Linked DNA regions of Homo sapiens: regions 2 and 3 are each linked to region 1. A link is a contact called in ENCODE Hi-C or POLR2A ChIA-PET data. All regions are on one chromosome and are shown on one strand. Each heading gives the region's core, a stretch centred on a gene start or an enhancer-like site at or near the end of the contact. The rest is flanking DNA. Distances are from core to core; before and after follow the strand shown.

Region 1 (4,479 bases), core at 980-3,479:
AGCCCAGGAGGTTGAGGTTGCAGTGAGCTGTGCAACCGCACTCCAGCTTGGATGACAGAGTGAGACTCTGTCTCAAAAATAAATAAATAAATAAAAAGCAATTTTGGGCCAGGCACGGTGGTTCACACCTGTAGGGAGGCTGGGATGGGAGGATCACTTGAGGCCAGGAGTTCAAGACCAGCCTGGGCAACATAGTGAAACCTTGTCTCTACAAAAAAAAAAAAAAAAAAATTATCTCGTCGTGGTGGCACACACCTGTAGTCACAGCTACTCAGGAGGCTGAGGCAGGAGGATTCCTTGAGCCCAGGAGGTCAAGGCTGCAGTGAGCCATGACTGTGCCACTGCAGTCCTACTTGGGCAACAGAGCAACACGCCATCTCAAAACAAAAGCAAAAAAAGTGATTTGCACTCAGTTGGGATTTCTCCATTGATAACTTTTAAACTCCATATTCCCTAGCACAGGGTCTTTGATTTAAAAAAAATAAATAAATAAGTCACTTTCTGTTAAAGCCTCTTAAAAATGTACTAGCACACGGGGAGGGTGCTTCTCAAAAAGCCGGTCACATTCTGTTTCTCAAACTGGGATATGAGCAGGTACACAGATGTTTCTTTTACTATTTATTAAACGGCTATGTTTTATCCACTCTTGTACCTATGCATATGTTCCACAATAAAGGGAACCCAGAGCCTGACTCAGTGGCTGTCTTGGGAACAGCCATCCCAGCCCCAGCCATGAGCCTGGCCCTCCCTTGTGAAGAAAAACGTGCAAGGCAACCAACAGTTTAGCCAGATTTTCACTGGAAAATCCTTATGTTGAGACATCAACTTTTACCATTTGTTCTTGGGCAAGTTAGCATCAACAATCGCCAACGGCCCCAAGTTAAATAGCACACAAATGCCATCAGACTGGTACCAGTCCAGCCTTCAAGGAACCATTAATGAGTCTTTTTTTTTTTTTTAATTTTGGAAACTAAACACTGGTCTTGTGCTATTTGGGAAAAAATACTCACTTTAAATTATTAGAACGTGAATGAAGAAATTGATGTCTTTCCCTTTCTAAAACATTTTGCATGCAAGGAAAAAAAAAGTAGTAATTTATTTCTCAAAATAAAATCTCTACACATAAATCTATCTTAAGCTATGTGGGGGTTTTTGGGGGGTTTTTTGGGGTTTTTTTGTTGTTGTTGTTGTTTTAAATGAGACAGAGTCTCGCTCTATCAGCCAGGCTGGAGTGCCGTGGCGCAATCTTGGCTCACTACAACCTCCACTCCCGGGTTCAAGCGATTCTCTTGCCTCAGCCTCCCGAGCAGCTGGGATTACAGGTGCCCGCCACCATGCCTGGCTAATTTTTTGTATTTTTAGTAGAGACACGGTTTCACCATGCTGGCCAGGCTGGTCTTGAACTCGACCTTAGGTGATCCACCCGCCTCGGCTCCCAAAGTGCTGGGATTACAGGCACAAGCCACTATGCCAAGCCTTAAGCTATGTTTATCAGAAATTTGCAATGTCAGAAGGGAGGCACAAAGGTGACATCCATCAATGTCTAGTCAAGAGGAATAATGAAAAGAACATGAGAAAAGAAAACAAGAGAGACACTTTAAAAGAATGGCTTACTTTCAGTTAAGTTATAATAACAAATACAGTTCCTTGAAAAATACAGGTTGTACAATATGTGTGGTTATGATTTCACTTTTATTAAAAGGATAATTACATAGTATGCATTTGTGTACACAGAACAGGGCTGGCAAGGATACAGATCAAACTGCTTTGAAGTGGTGGGGGGACATAAGAAAAGATCGTGTGACCTTCTCAATTTACTAAACACAAGTCTGACAAGCTAGAATTATTTTTCAACATGTGTATGCTTCTTTTGCAAATCCTTTAAAAAACTATTAATTAAAAACGGCTCCATGAGGGCAAAGTGCAAATTAACAGAATGTCATTTTTAGCTACAAATCATTGGAAAATTCTGAATGGGGAAGCGAAAGTACTATGACTCCTTAAAGACATGTTTTTGGAGAGTATTTTTCTAAGCTGAGTGGCAAGATGGCTGGAAGGACTTAACTACTGCACAGAACAAGTACTGAGACCAAACCACAGAACTGGGTCAGAGGTTTTAATACTGGGAACATGCAAATACATTTTTGAGAAAGGAATCTCTGAGGAAGGAGTTAAGAAGGAATCACGATACAAACAAAAACAAGACTGAGCTATCAGTAAGCAACCTTGAACTTCTGGCAGAGCGCTCCGCTGAATGCCCCTCCCATTCGTGGGTTCCACCGCACTCTGGAAACATGAAAACTGTCCTTTGCACGCAAGGCTACGGGGCTGAGATCAAAGCCTGGGCGCTGCGGCAGGTCAGAGGAAACATCACTTGGGACACACTCATGGCCACATGACTTTCCCCCATCAAGGCCCGCTGAACTCTCAAGAATCTGTTCACAGTGCTTCTGTTGCTTCTTAATTAGGATGTGCAAAAGTACATACTACATGCTGTGGTTTCCAGACACTGACTTCATACAGAAAACATTCAACAAAAAACTGGGGAAGAAATACTACAGAATTGCCATCTGTGTATCTTACTATGTTATTTAACATCTACCACTGACTCAACATCATTTCCTTAAAAAGGGATGTTAACTCTTCAAAAGCAGGAAGGAGAGAATGCCAGGGCCAGTATCATAACAGGCCAGAACCTTTGAACAGCCAAATCATTCTATCAATTCAGTAGATGCCAAAAAGGCTGACAAAACACTTCCTCCTGATTTAAAAAGCAAAAACCAGCCAGGCGCGGTGGTTTATGCCTGTAATCCCAGCACTTTGGGAGGCTGAGGTGGGTGGATCACCTGAGGTCAGGAGTTGGTCAGCCTGACCAACATGGAGAAACTCCATCTCTACTAAAAATACAAAATTAGCCAGGCATGGTGGCGCATGCCTGTAATTCCAGCTACTCGGGAAGGCTGAGGCAGGAGAATCGCTTGAACCCAGGAGGCGGAGGTTGCGGTGAGCCGAGATCGCGCATTGCACTCCAGCCTGGGCAAGAAGAGCGAAACTCCGTCTCAAAAAATAAAAAAAATAATAATAATAAAAATAAATAAAAAGCAAAAACCAAATATCTTCAATGCAAATTAAAAGATACTTCCTGAATATGACAAATATCTTCTGAAAACAAGGGCAAACTCAAACACTACATATTCTTCATGCTTTGGCATTTTGTTTTTTAAGTTTATTTTTAACCTTATACTACCCTTATATCCTTTATCCTTATACTATCATTCCCAATGTTTGTATTTTTTTCAAGGTCTTACAAAAGAGGCACATGTATGCACTTGAAAATCTTGATGAAATGGGCAATTTTGGGGGGAAAGCTATTTTTTCAGTGTTTTTGTTTTTGTTTTTGAGACGGAGTCTCGCTCTGTCACCTAGGCTGGAGTGCAGTAGCGTGATCTCAGCTCACTGCAACCTCCGCCTCCAGGGCTCAAGCGATTCTCCTGCCTCAGCCTCCCGAGTAGCTGGGATTGCAGGGCCCACCACCACACCTGGCTAATTTTTGTATTTTTAGTAGAGATGGGGTTTCATCATGTTGACCAGGCTGGTCTTGAACTCCTGACCTCAAGTGATCCACCCGCCTTGGTCTCCCAAAATGCTGGATTACAGGTGTGAGCCACCGTGCCTGGCCAAAAACTATTTTTTGAAAACCTGAACAAGTAACAATAAATGGAGAAAATTACAAAAGCAAATTACTCTTTTCCAAAAGGTGCTAGGCCCAGACAAATTCTTAGTTATTTCCCAGCCTTCCTCGTAAGAAATGGGAAATGAAAAAGCTTCCCAATTCCTTCTGGGAATGCAGACAAACTGACAAAGCACAACGGAAGAAAACTATGTATTTCTTCATTGGTGCAGCGGTGAGTAAGAAAAAAAGAAAAAGAAAGAATATGACGTTAACCTCACTTGCCATTCCTAGATTGTTTTTTATTACTTATTTATTTTTTGAGACAGAGTTTCACTCTGTTGCCCAGGCTGGAATGCAGTGGTGCCATCTTGGCTCACTGCAAACTCCACATCCCGGGTTCAAGCCATTCTCCTGCCTCAGCCTCCCAAGTAGCTGGGATTACGTGCACGCACCACCACGCCTGGCTAATGTTTGTATTTTTAGTAAAGACAGGGTTTCACCATGCTGGCCAGGCTGGTCTCAAACTCCTGACCTCAAGTGATCCACCTGTCTTGGCCTCCCAAAGTGCTGGGATTACGGGCGTGAGCCACCGTGCCCCGCCTGTTTTTTTTTTTTTAATTTTTGCAAATATGACATGTAAAGAATGACATCTGGTTTTGATCTTGATTTCTTTGATCCATGTGTCTACAGTTCTTTTATGAACTGTAAGTGCCTTTTACCCATTTTTTTCAGTACGTGTTTGGGTTTTTCTGATTCATTTGCAAGAGTTTCTTTCTTTCTTTTTTTTTTTTTGAGACAGAGTCTCG
Region 2 (4,499 bases), core at 1,994-4,493, 620 kb after region 1:
GAAGGAACCAGCCATATAAAGAGCCAGGATAAGTTTCCAAACAGAAAATTCAAGTTGTACAAAAGTGGAAGCCAGAGTCAGAATCTTCTGTGACTTCCCACTTAGCGAGGGATGTTACATGGCTGATAAGAGACTTTGGGTCGCAGCTTTTGTGTCACAAATGAGAGATAAACATGAGTTACACTCCTATTCTTGACTATCCGTTATTCTAAGCTGTCCTACCCAGGCTCTGGCTATTCCTCAGACAAGCAGTCAGAACCTGTATCTTGTTTCAGGCCAATGTCTTTCTCTGAACTATGTTATTCTAACAGAAACTAAAGATTTGACTCAACAGCTGCCTTAAGGTCAAGAATTCACTACAATTCATTACTGTAACTGAGTTTTAGCTTCAAATAATAAACTAGTGCTATCCACAGCATGGTCCCAGACCATCATTAGTAGCTGGGAGCTTCTTAGAAATGCAAATTCTCAGGCCCTACCCAGACTTATTGAATTAGGAACTCTGGGGGTGGGGGCCCAGTAACCTGTATTTTAACAAGCCTCCAGGTAACTTTTTTTTTTTTGAGACGGAGTCTTGCTCTGTCACCCAGAGTGAAGTGCAGTGGCGCGATCTCAGCTCACTGCAAGCTCCGCCTCCCGGGTTCATGCTATTCTCCCACCTCAGCGTCCCCAGTAGCTGGGACTACAGGCACCCGCCACCACGCCTGGCTAACTTTGTTTTTTTATTTTTAGTAGAGACGGGTTTCACCGCATTAGCCAGGATGGTTTCGATCTCCTGACCTCATGATCCAACCGCCTCGGCCTCCCAAAGTGCTGGGATTACAGGCATGAGCCACCAGGCCCGGCCGCCTCCAGGTAACTTTTATAAACACTTTGAGAACCCCTGTCATAGACCATTAACCAAACGTTAATTCAGCATGAGTAGTTTAGCCCTACCTGGCTCTGCTAAGACAGGTTTTAGGGCATTGTCCTTACTCTGATACAAGCTTAGCTCCTAAAATAAATACAGATATAGCTCATTGTATTGCACTTTATTATACTTCACAGATACTGTGTTTTTTACAAATTGAAGGTCTGTGGCAAACTTGAGTCGAGCAAGTCTATCAGTGCCATTTTCCCAACAACATGTGCTTACTTCGTGTCTATGTCACAGTTTGGCAAATCTCATAATGTTTCAAACTTTTTTGTTATTATTATATCTGTTATGGTGATTGCATGCTACAGAAAAATCTTTCATGAAAGGAACAGTTAATCAATGTAGTAAACTTCACTGTCTTATTTTAAGAAATTGACACTGTCCTTCAACCTTCAGCAACCACGACTCTGATCAGTTAGCAGCCATCAACATTGAGACAAAACTCTCCACCAGCAAAAAGATTGCAATTCACTAAAGGCTCAAATGATTGTATCATTTTTTAGCAATAAAGTATTTTTTAATTAAGGTATGTACATTTTTAAAAATCACTGCTTTAAACAAACCAACATGGAACATGTATATATATGTAACAAACCTGCACGTTCTGCACATGTACCCTAGAACTTAAAGTATAATAATAAAAAATAAATAAATAATAAATAAGTAAAAATCACTGCTTTAAAGCAAGAATAGCAAATGCTGCCAGGCGTGGTGGCTCACGCCTGTAATCCCAACTCTTTGGGAGGCTGAGGTGGGCGGATCATGAGGTCAGGAGTTCAAGACCAGCCTGACCAACATTATGAAACCACATTTCTACAAAAAATATAAAAATTAGCCAGGCGAGATGGCACAAGCCTGTAATCCCAGCTACTCAGGAGGCTGAGGCAGGCGAATCACTTGAACCTGGGAGGCTGAGGTTGCAGTGAGCCCAGATCGCGCCACTGTACTCCAGCCTGGGTGACAGAGTGAGATTCCATCTCAAAACAAAAACAAAAACAAAAACAAAAAAAGAATAGCAAATGCTTGACACATGTTCCCTATTTTTCCCCAATAAGCCTCAGAATCCTTTTCAACAGAGGTTTCCAGGTGGACTCTTCCAATTAAGAATAGAAAGTTGCCATTTCTGCTACCCCAAAAAGAAAAAAAGGGGGGGGGACAAATTCCCAGTACTACCTCATCTCCAAAACAGCCAGTTGGAGCATGTGAAACTAGCCCCACTAGTGCAGAGTAGAATTACTAATAAGCTGTGAAAAACGTGCTGCCGCCTCTCCCTCAGCCATTATTTCTCAATCTCCAGGAGCAGGATCTAGGTATGTGTATTTTTTTTCAAGTCCTCCCAAGTGATTCTAATGCGATCCCTGGTAAAGAACCACTAAATGAAAACAAGAGATGAAGAAGGCAAAGCAGTGAGTCTTTTTACTCCACTTGTCTAAGCAAATGTGGCAAATTTAAGAATGAACCAGAACCCAGGCATAGTGGCTTATACCCAGCACGCTGGGAGGCTGAGGCGGGAGGGCAGCTTGAGCCAGGAGTTCACAAACAGCCTAGGTCTCAACACAGTGAAACCTCATCTCTATAAAAAAATTTTAATGAGCTGGGCATGATGGTGTACACCTAGCTACTCGAGAGGCTGAGGCAGGAAGATCACCGGAGCCCAGGAGTTTGAGGTTAGAGTGAACCGAAATCGTGTCATCGCACTCCAGCCTGTGTGACAGAATGAGACCCTGTCTAAAAAATTTTAAAAAAAGAATCAGAACTATTTGGTGAACTAAAGACAAAATAATCTGATGAAATTAAATCAAAACCAGGAAAGACGGGTAGTCATATGGTGGTTTAGTGCAGCTGCCTAATTCTGAATTGCCCTTATATCCTTTCCCAAAATACCATAAAATCTACAAGGAGGGCAAATGAAACCACAAGTGACCCACATCTTCAGCAGTATTAGGAAACAATACCATGACCTTCAAGTTTTCTCTAAGCAGAAAAAAATTCCAGGAGAGCTCTAGCTGCCATGAGCCTGTGGGTAGGGAGAGCTGGTAAGAGAAAGCTTAAGACGCTCCCTGAAAGACAGGGGCACAGCAGACTTAGATGCAGAGCACATTAAAATTCCAAAGAAACACAATTTTAAAACTCACGAATATTGTCTAAAGGCACATGGATTCCTGTGTATCTACTCCCTTCTCCCTGTGAAACACTGTTTATCTGCTACCTGTGAATCAATTCTATTTCATTGTACATGCACAACATATGAACAACTGGTCCTCTTAAAATTGTTAAGTGTCTTATCCTGTTCACATCTTTTTGACCAAGTTGGCTGAAACTGACTTAGGACAGGCAGGGGTGTGTTTTAGAGACAAGTTCAGAAAGATATGAGGTTTCACTTCAGACCAGAGTGGCTGATCTGAAAATCGAAGAAAAAATAGCCACTTGAAGGAAATACTAGTCTGTGAAAGACTAGTAAAGAATATATACTATTAAAGTAATACTATTTACCAACAGAACTCTTATAAGGAGAGCTGAGAATTGGCTGAGAAAATATGTCATACTAGTGACAAACTAGAAAAAAGGGAGTTCTGTGTTTTTTAATTTTCTTTCTCCTAGCTTACATTACTGTTATTTTTTTACTTTCCTTTGTTATTTTCCGTTGCTTTACCACCAGTGCTCCTCAAACTATTTGCTGTGAATGACCAGCATTTTTTGTTTGCTTTACTCAACCTGTCTGGTGACCAATATTCTGATCTACATACCCAGTTCAATGAGATGTGTCCACAGTGACATGCATGGAGTCAAACTGCTATACACATTTCTAAATGCTTGCTCTCAGTTTTTGTATTTCTCACATCATGGATTGATTTTTTTAAAAGTCTTTTGGACTGGTACTGGTGCACAGGCCACATTTTAAGACATGCTGCTCTACAGGAAAATAGAGCCTTAGCAATCACCTAATCGGGCACTGGATATACTTGTATGCTATTTAGGAAAACCTATAACACTTCCAACTATCCACAGTGGGGTAAGTGCCACCTCTGCTGACATCCACTCATCTATGCTAACCCCTTTTTATCATGCAGATGAGGTAACTGAGGCCTACAGACATCAGCCGCCCAAGTTCACACTTAACTGCAGAAGAGTGGCTGACACCCAGATTTACCTTTCTCCATCCACTGTGCCCATACTAAGTTTACTGATGGATTCAATGCCACTAGTGAATACATTTCTTCATATTAGCTAAGCTATCTAAGTATGTGTTCCACTCTCTGCTCCTTTTAACACCACATACTTCAAGGAAATACTTTTATAGGCAAATACAAAAATTAGATCTCTTATCAAGAATATGTACTTACCATTAAAAAAAGAAATCAGAAAAAATTAAAAAGAAGAAAATAATATATAGTGACCAGACAAATGTTAATGCCTTAAAATGTTTCTTCAAATAAGAAAGCAAGGTGGGAGGATCTCAAGTCCAGGAATTTGAGATCAGCCTGGGCAACATAACCAGACACCACCTTTGTGCCAAAAAAAACCCCAAAAAACAAACAAACAAAAAAGTAATGCCATCTCCACACCAAAAACAAAAAACAAA
Region 3 (4,868 bases), core at 635-3,134, 670 kb after region 1:
CTCCCAAGTAGCTGGGATTACAGGCATGTGCCACTACTCCCCGCTAGTTTTGGTATTTTTAGTAGAGATGGGGTTTCACCACATTGGCCAGGCTGGTCTCGGAATCCTGACTTCAGGTGATCCACTCGCCTTGGTCTCCCAAAATACTGGGATTACAGGCGTGAGCCGCCACACCCAGCCACATCTCTGCTCTTTCTGTGCTTTCTGTCATATAAGTACTGCACTTTAAGCAATTGCACTACTGGAGCTCCTCTGTTCTCTTTCTGAATGATTTTATCCAATCCCATGGCTTTAATGCCATCTTGATACCAGCATTATCAACATTTATATCTCCAGCCCTGATCTCTTCCTGGAACTTCAGACTGTTATAATTCACCTGCCTTCTTAATATTCCAACCAGGAAATTCATAGACAGCACAATGTATCGCCTTGGTTCCTCCCTTCCCAAACCTGTTCTCCCACAGTAGGCCTTACTTGTCTTGTAGGTAGCACCACCTCCTATTTAACCACACTAGTAGGAAATTTCATTATATCTGGATTCATTTTTTCTCCCCACTCTCTACATCCAATTCATCACAAGTCTTGTTCATTCTGTATCCAAAGCCATTTCAAACTTGTCCACCTCCATTACCACCCCACCTCCTTACCCTCTCCATTACCACCCCATCTCCTTGCCCTATCCAACCCATTCTCTACCCAGAAAATAGGTCTATCTTAAAAAATAAAAATCAGATCACTCACAGTCTATGCAACATCCTTCATTGGATTCCCACTACACTTAGAACTAAATATAAACTTAGGCCTGGCACAGTGGCTTACACCTGTAATCCCAGCACTCTGGGAGGCCAAGGCAGGCCAATCACCTGAGGTCAGGAGTTGGAGACCAGCCTGGCCAACATGGCGAAACCTGTCTCTACTAAAAATACAAAAATTAGCCAGGCATAGTGGCAGGCACCTGTAATCCCAGCTACTTGGGAGGCTGAGGCAGGAGAATCACTTGAACCCAGGAGGCAGAGGTTGGGGTGAGTTGAGATCGCGCCACTGCACTCCAGCCTGGATGACAGAGCAAGACTCCATCTCAAAATAAATAAATAAATAAAAATAAACTTGTAGTGTCCTCTAAACTGCTACAGGACCTGGCTTCTACCCATCCTCCCAAGTGCAAGCTCATTTCATGCCACTCTGTCTTTGGCACACAATGCCAGTCCTGTCCAGCCTAGAGGTCTTTGCTATACTGTTCCTTCATCCTAGAAGCTCTTCCCCTACTCTTCCCATGCTAGCTTTGTCTCTTCCTCTGGGCCTTAGCTTAATTATTGTCCACTAAAGCAGACTTTCTGACCATCCTATCTGAAGTAAGCTTCTTTGTTTCCTTTATTCTCTTTTTAGCTCCTTCTTCCCCTCAGTCCTCACAGTTATTCCCACAGTCATAATGCCAACCCAATTTTTCCACAAATGAGGAAACAGAAAGACTTTTTAGGAACTTGTTAGATTTTAGACAAATCAAACACCACATAAACAACAAACTGCTTCTCTCCTAACTGGGCATCCTGCTGGATATGACCAGTCATACCCAATTCCACCCATATCTAAAAATTGAAAGGCTAACTGAGCATGGGGGTACACACCTATAGTCCCAGCTACTTGGGAGGCTGAGGTGGGAGGATCACTTGAACCTGGGAAGTTGAGGCTGCAGTGAGCCAAGATTGTGCCACTGCACTCCAGCCTGTGTGACAGAGTGAGACTCTGTCTCAAAAAAACCCAACTAGTTTTTAAAAAGTAAATACTGATAAGGTGAATCGGCATCTCAAACCCAAAATGAGGATACTCTTGAGACCCCCTTCAGTGGAAAGTGTGTAATGACCCAGATCCTGTTTTGCTGCAATCTTGGCCCTACATGACACAGCGGCATTCAACCGAACACGTAAAGACGAGAATAACTTTCTCACGAGTCTCATTTCCTGTGTTTTATATTAGAGCTCATTGTTGTTCTCTTTTTATTCCTCCTCTAAGACCAAAGTCCCATGAGATGGACCTTGGTAGAGTGAAAAAGGGTTTGAACTCAACTCAAATGCTATATGAGTGCATGCATGAAACTCCAGAATGGGCTCCAGCACTTTCAAATTTTTTTTCATTGACACTATCCACATGTAGAAAACATACCCTGTAAAGTACAACTTCTCCCTTTTGTTTCTAAGGTGAAAACTTAGGTCATATGCACGGAGCTGACAACAGATCACCCAATAATTATGTGATTGAAGTTGTCACTTATTTGGGTAAAACCTACTCAGGAATTTGAATTCTCTTCTAACAACTTGAACAGCTTCTCTTCTGTTTTGTTAATAAATCACTAAGTATGGCATACAAATCACCAGCAAGTTTTCGGAGAATTAAACTTACTGAAGCTCCTGCTTTCCAGCATTTTTATTTTATTTTATTTTATTTTTTGAGACGAAGTCTCGCTCTGTCGCGCAGGCTGGAGTTCAGTGGCACAATCTCGGCTCACTGCAACCTCTGCCTCCCAGGTTCAAGCAAGTCTCCTGACTCAGCCTCCCTAGTAGCTGGGATTACAGGCACGTGCCACTATGCCCAGCTAATTTTTTTTTTTTTTTTTTTGAAACGGAGTTTCGCTCTTGTTGCCCAGGCTGGAGTGCAATGGCATGATCTCAGCTCACTGCAACCTCCACTTCTTGGGTTCAAGCGATTCTCCTGCTTAGCCTCCCGAGTAGCTGGGAGGCTGAGGCAGGAGAATCGCTTGAGCCCGGGATGAGGAGGTTGCAGTGAGCCGACATGGCGCCACTGCACTCCAGCCCCAGCCTGGGCAACAAGAGTGAAACTCCATCTCAAAAAAAAAAAAAAAGAAAAAGAAAAAGAAAGTGAGTCACTTGATACCACAAAGAATATAGGCTCCTTTGTGAGCTAAAATTTCTAGATCTATAACTCAACAAAGGTGATTTATGACTTTTATAAATGTTGGAGGCCGGGCACAGTGCCTGACACTTGTAATCCAGCAAGTTGGGAAGGCAAGGTGGGCAGATTGCTTGAGCCCAGAAGTTTGAGATCAGCCTGGGCAACATGATGAAACCCCATCTCTACAAAAATAGAAAAATTAGCCAGGTGTGGTGGCATGCACCTGTAGTCCCAGCTACTCAAGACGCAGAGGTGGGGGGATCACCTAAGCCCAGGAAGTCGAGCGAACCGTGATTATGCAACTGCACTCCAGACTGGGTGACAGACTGAGACCCTGTCTCAAAAAAATAATAAAGTTAAATTAAAAATTAAGTGCAGCTGGGTGCGACGGCACACACCTGTAATCCCAGCATGTCCAGAGGCTGATGTGGGTGGATCACAAGGTCAGGAGTTCAAGACCAGCCTGGCCAAGATGGTGAAACCCCATCTCTACTAAAAATACAAAAATTAGCTGGGCATGGTGGTGGGCACCTGTAGTCCCAGCCACTCGGGAGGCTGAGGCACGAGAATGGCGTGAACCCGGGAGGTGGAGCTTGTAGTGAGCAGAGATCATGCCACTGCACTCCAGCCTGGGCGACAGAGCGAGACTCCATCTCAAAAAAAAAGAAAAGTGAGTCACTAGATACCATAAAGGGCAAAATTCCCAGGCTCATCTGTCCCTGAGGAAACGTTGAGGAGGAAATGTGGTTAGTTGTTTGTTTATATTTGTTTCTATAAGGAAGAAAGCTTGAGGTAGAGCTGAAATGCTTTTGCATTTTCTCATGCCACTTTAATACAGTCTCTATTCAGGACTCAGTGAAAACTTTTAAAAGAATATCAAGAGAAATATTTTTGTTGCTGTCGTTGTTTTAACCATAAGAATCATGACTGGGCTAAGAGATTTCCCTAAACTGTCCAAGCATGCTGTAGCTGCTAAGGCCATTTTCTTGGCTGCTTCTATTTTTCTTTTTTTTATGACCTATATTGCCTCCAGATTGGCTGCTTCTAAAGGGGTTGTTCGTACTGGGCTCTGAACTGAGTTACCCAGTTTAACTTCTATGTAGAAAATTACACCAGCTCTGGCCAGGTGCAGTGGCTCATGCTGTAATCCCAGCACTTTGGGAGACCAAGGCGGGTGGATCACCTGAGGTCAAGAGTTTGAGACCATCCTGGCCAACATGGTGAAACCCCGTCTCTACTAAAAATACAAAAAATTAGCCGGGTGTGGTGGCGGGTGCCTGTAGTCCCAGCTACTTGGGAGGCTGAGGCAGGAGAATTGCTTGAACCCGGCCGGGATGAGGAGATTTCAGTGTGCCGACATGGCGCCACTGCACTCCAGCCTGGGCAACAAGAGCGAAACTCCATCTCAAAAAAAAAAAAAGAAAAAAAACGACATCAGCTCTATCTCGAATTCAGTGTCTGGTGAAATTCTGAAAGAACTTAAGAAATGCTATGAGACAGGAGACACAAGACGCAACTCTGTCTTCATTGCTCAACAAATGCTAACAGGGTGTGTGCTTCTGTTCTCAATGAGTCAGACAGATTGGCCAGCTCTGAGCTCTGTTTAATTTGGTCCCACAGGCATGGGCCTCCTTCAAACACTGTCACTTCCAGAAAGTAAAGCAAGACACAAAACAAAACAAAATATCTCAGAGCTGGAAGAGACCTGAGGGATCACCTCCTCCAACATTCTCACTTAAAAAAGAAAAAAATCTAGGCTGGATGCAGTGGCTCATGTCTGTAATCCCAGCACTTTGGGAGGCCGAGGTGGGCAGATGACTTGAGGCCAGGAGTTTGAGGCCAGCCTGGCCAACATGGTGAAAGCCCATCTCAACCAAAAATATAAAAAGTAGCCGGGTGTGGTGGCGTGCGCCTGTAATTCCAGGTACTCGGGAGGCTGAGGCACGATAACTGCTTGAACC

Evidence for each region. A loop is a pair of places that touch in the nucleus more often than their neighbours do. ChIA-PET counts read pairs that join two places held with the same protein, here RNA polymerase II (POLR2A). Pooled maps may share reads with other maps.
Region 2: a pooled map shows a loop between it and region 1 (5-fold over the local background). The contact joins two enhancer-like sites. A Hi-C loop is called at or near these places in 1 of 168 maps with a recorded cell type or tissue (B cell), 1 of 37 single-sample maps with no recorded cell type and 3 of 50 pooled maps. POLR2A ChIA-PET finds 5 or more read pairs at or near these places in 2 of 52 experiments (Panc1 and activated T-cell).
Region 3: a loop to region 1 is called in a pooled map, with 6 times the contacts of the local background. The contact joins two enhancer-like sites. A Hi-C loop is called at or near these places in 4 of 37 single-sample maps with no recorded cell type and 2 of 50 pooled maps.

The regions. Positions count from the first base shown.
Region 1 is chr20:4,971,407-4,975,885 of GRCh38, forward strand. The region is part of intron 1 of SLC23A2 (solute carrier family 23 member 2); the gene reads right to left. Among named protein-coding and RNA genes, the nearest start is that of SLC23A2, 28 kb to the right of the region's middle. RefSeq lists enhancers at 1,716-2,915, 2,171-2,480 and a silencer at 1,903-2,103. Within about 2 kb of position 2,230, at least 27 of the 41 ENCODE cell types and tissues checked have a DNase peak (open chromatin) inside an H3K27ac peak, as active enhancers do.
Region 2 is chr20:5,593,745-5,598,243 of GRCh38, forward strand. The region is part of intron 3 of GPCPD1 (glycerophosphocholine phosphodiesterase 1); the gene reads right to left. Among named protein-coding and RNA genes, the nearest start is that of GPCPD1, 15 kb to the right of the region's middle. Within about 2 kb of position 3,244, at least 2 of the 41 ENCODE cell types and tissues checked have a DNase peak (open chromatin) inside an H3K27ac peak, as active enhancers do.
Region 3 is chr20:5,643,692-5,648,559 of GRCh38, forward strand. No RefSeq gene overlaps it. Among named protein-coding and RNA genes, the nearest start is that of GPCPD1, 35 kb to the left of the region's middle. RefSeq lists enhancers at 3,252-3,301, 3,822-3,961. Within about 2 kb of position 1,885, at least 9 of the 41 ENCODE cell types and tissues checked have a DNase peak (open chromatin) inside an H3K27ac peak, as active enhancers do.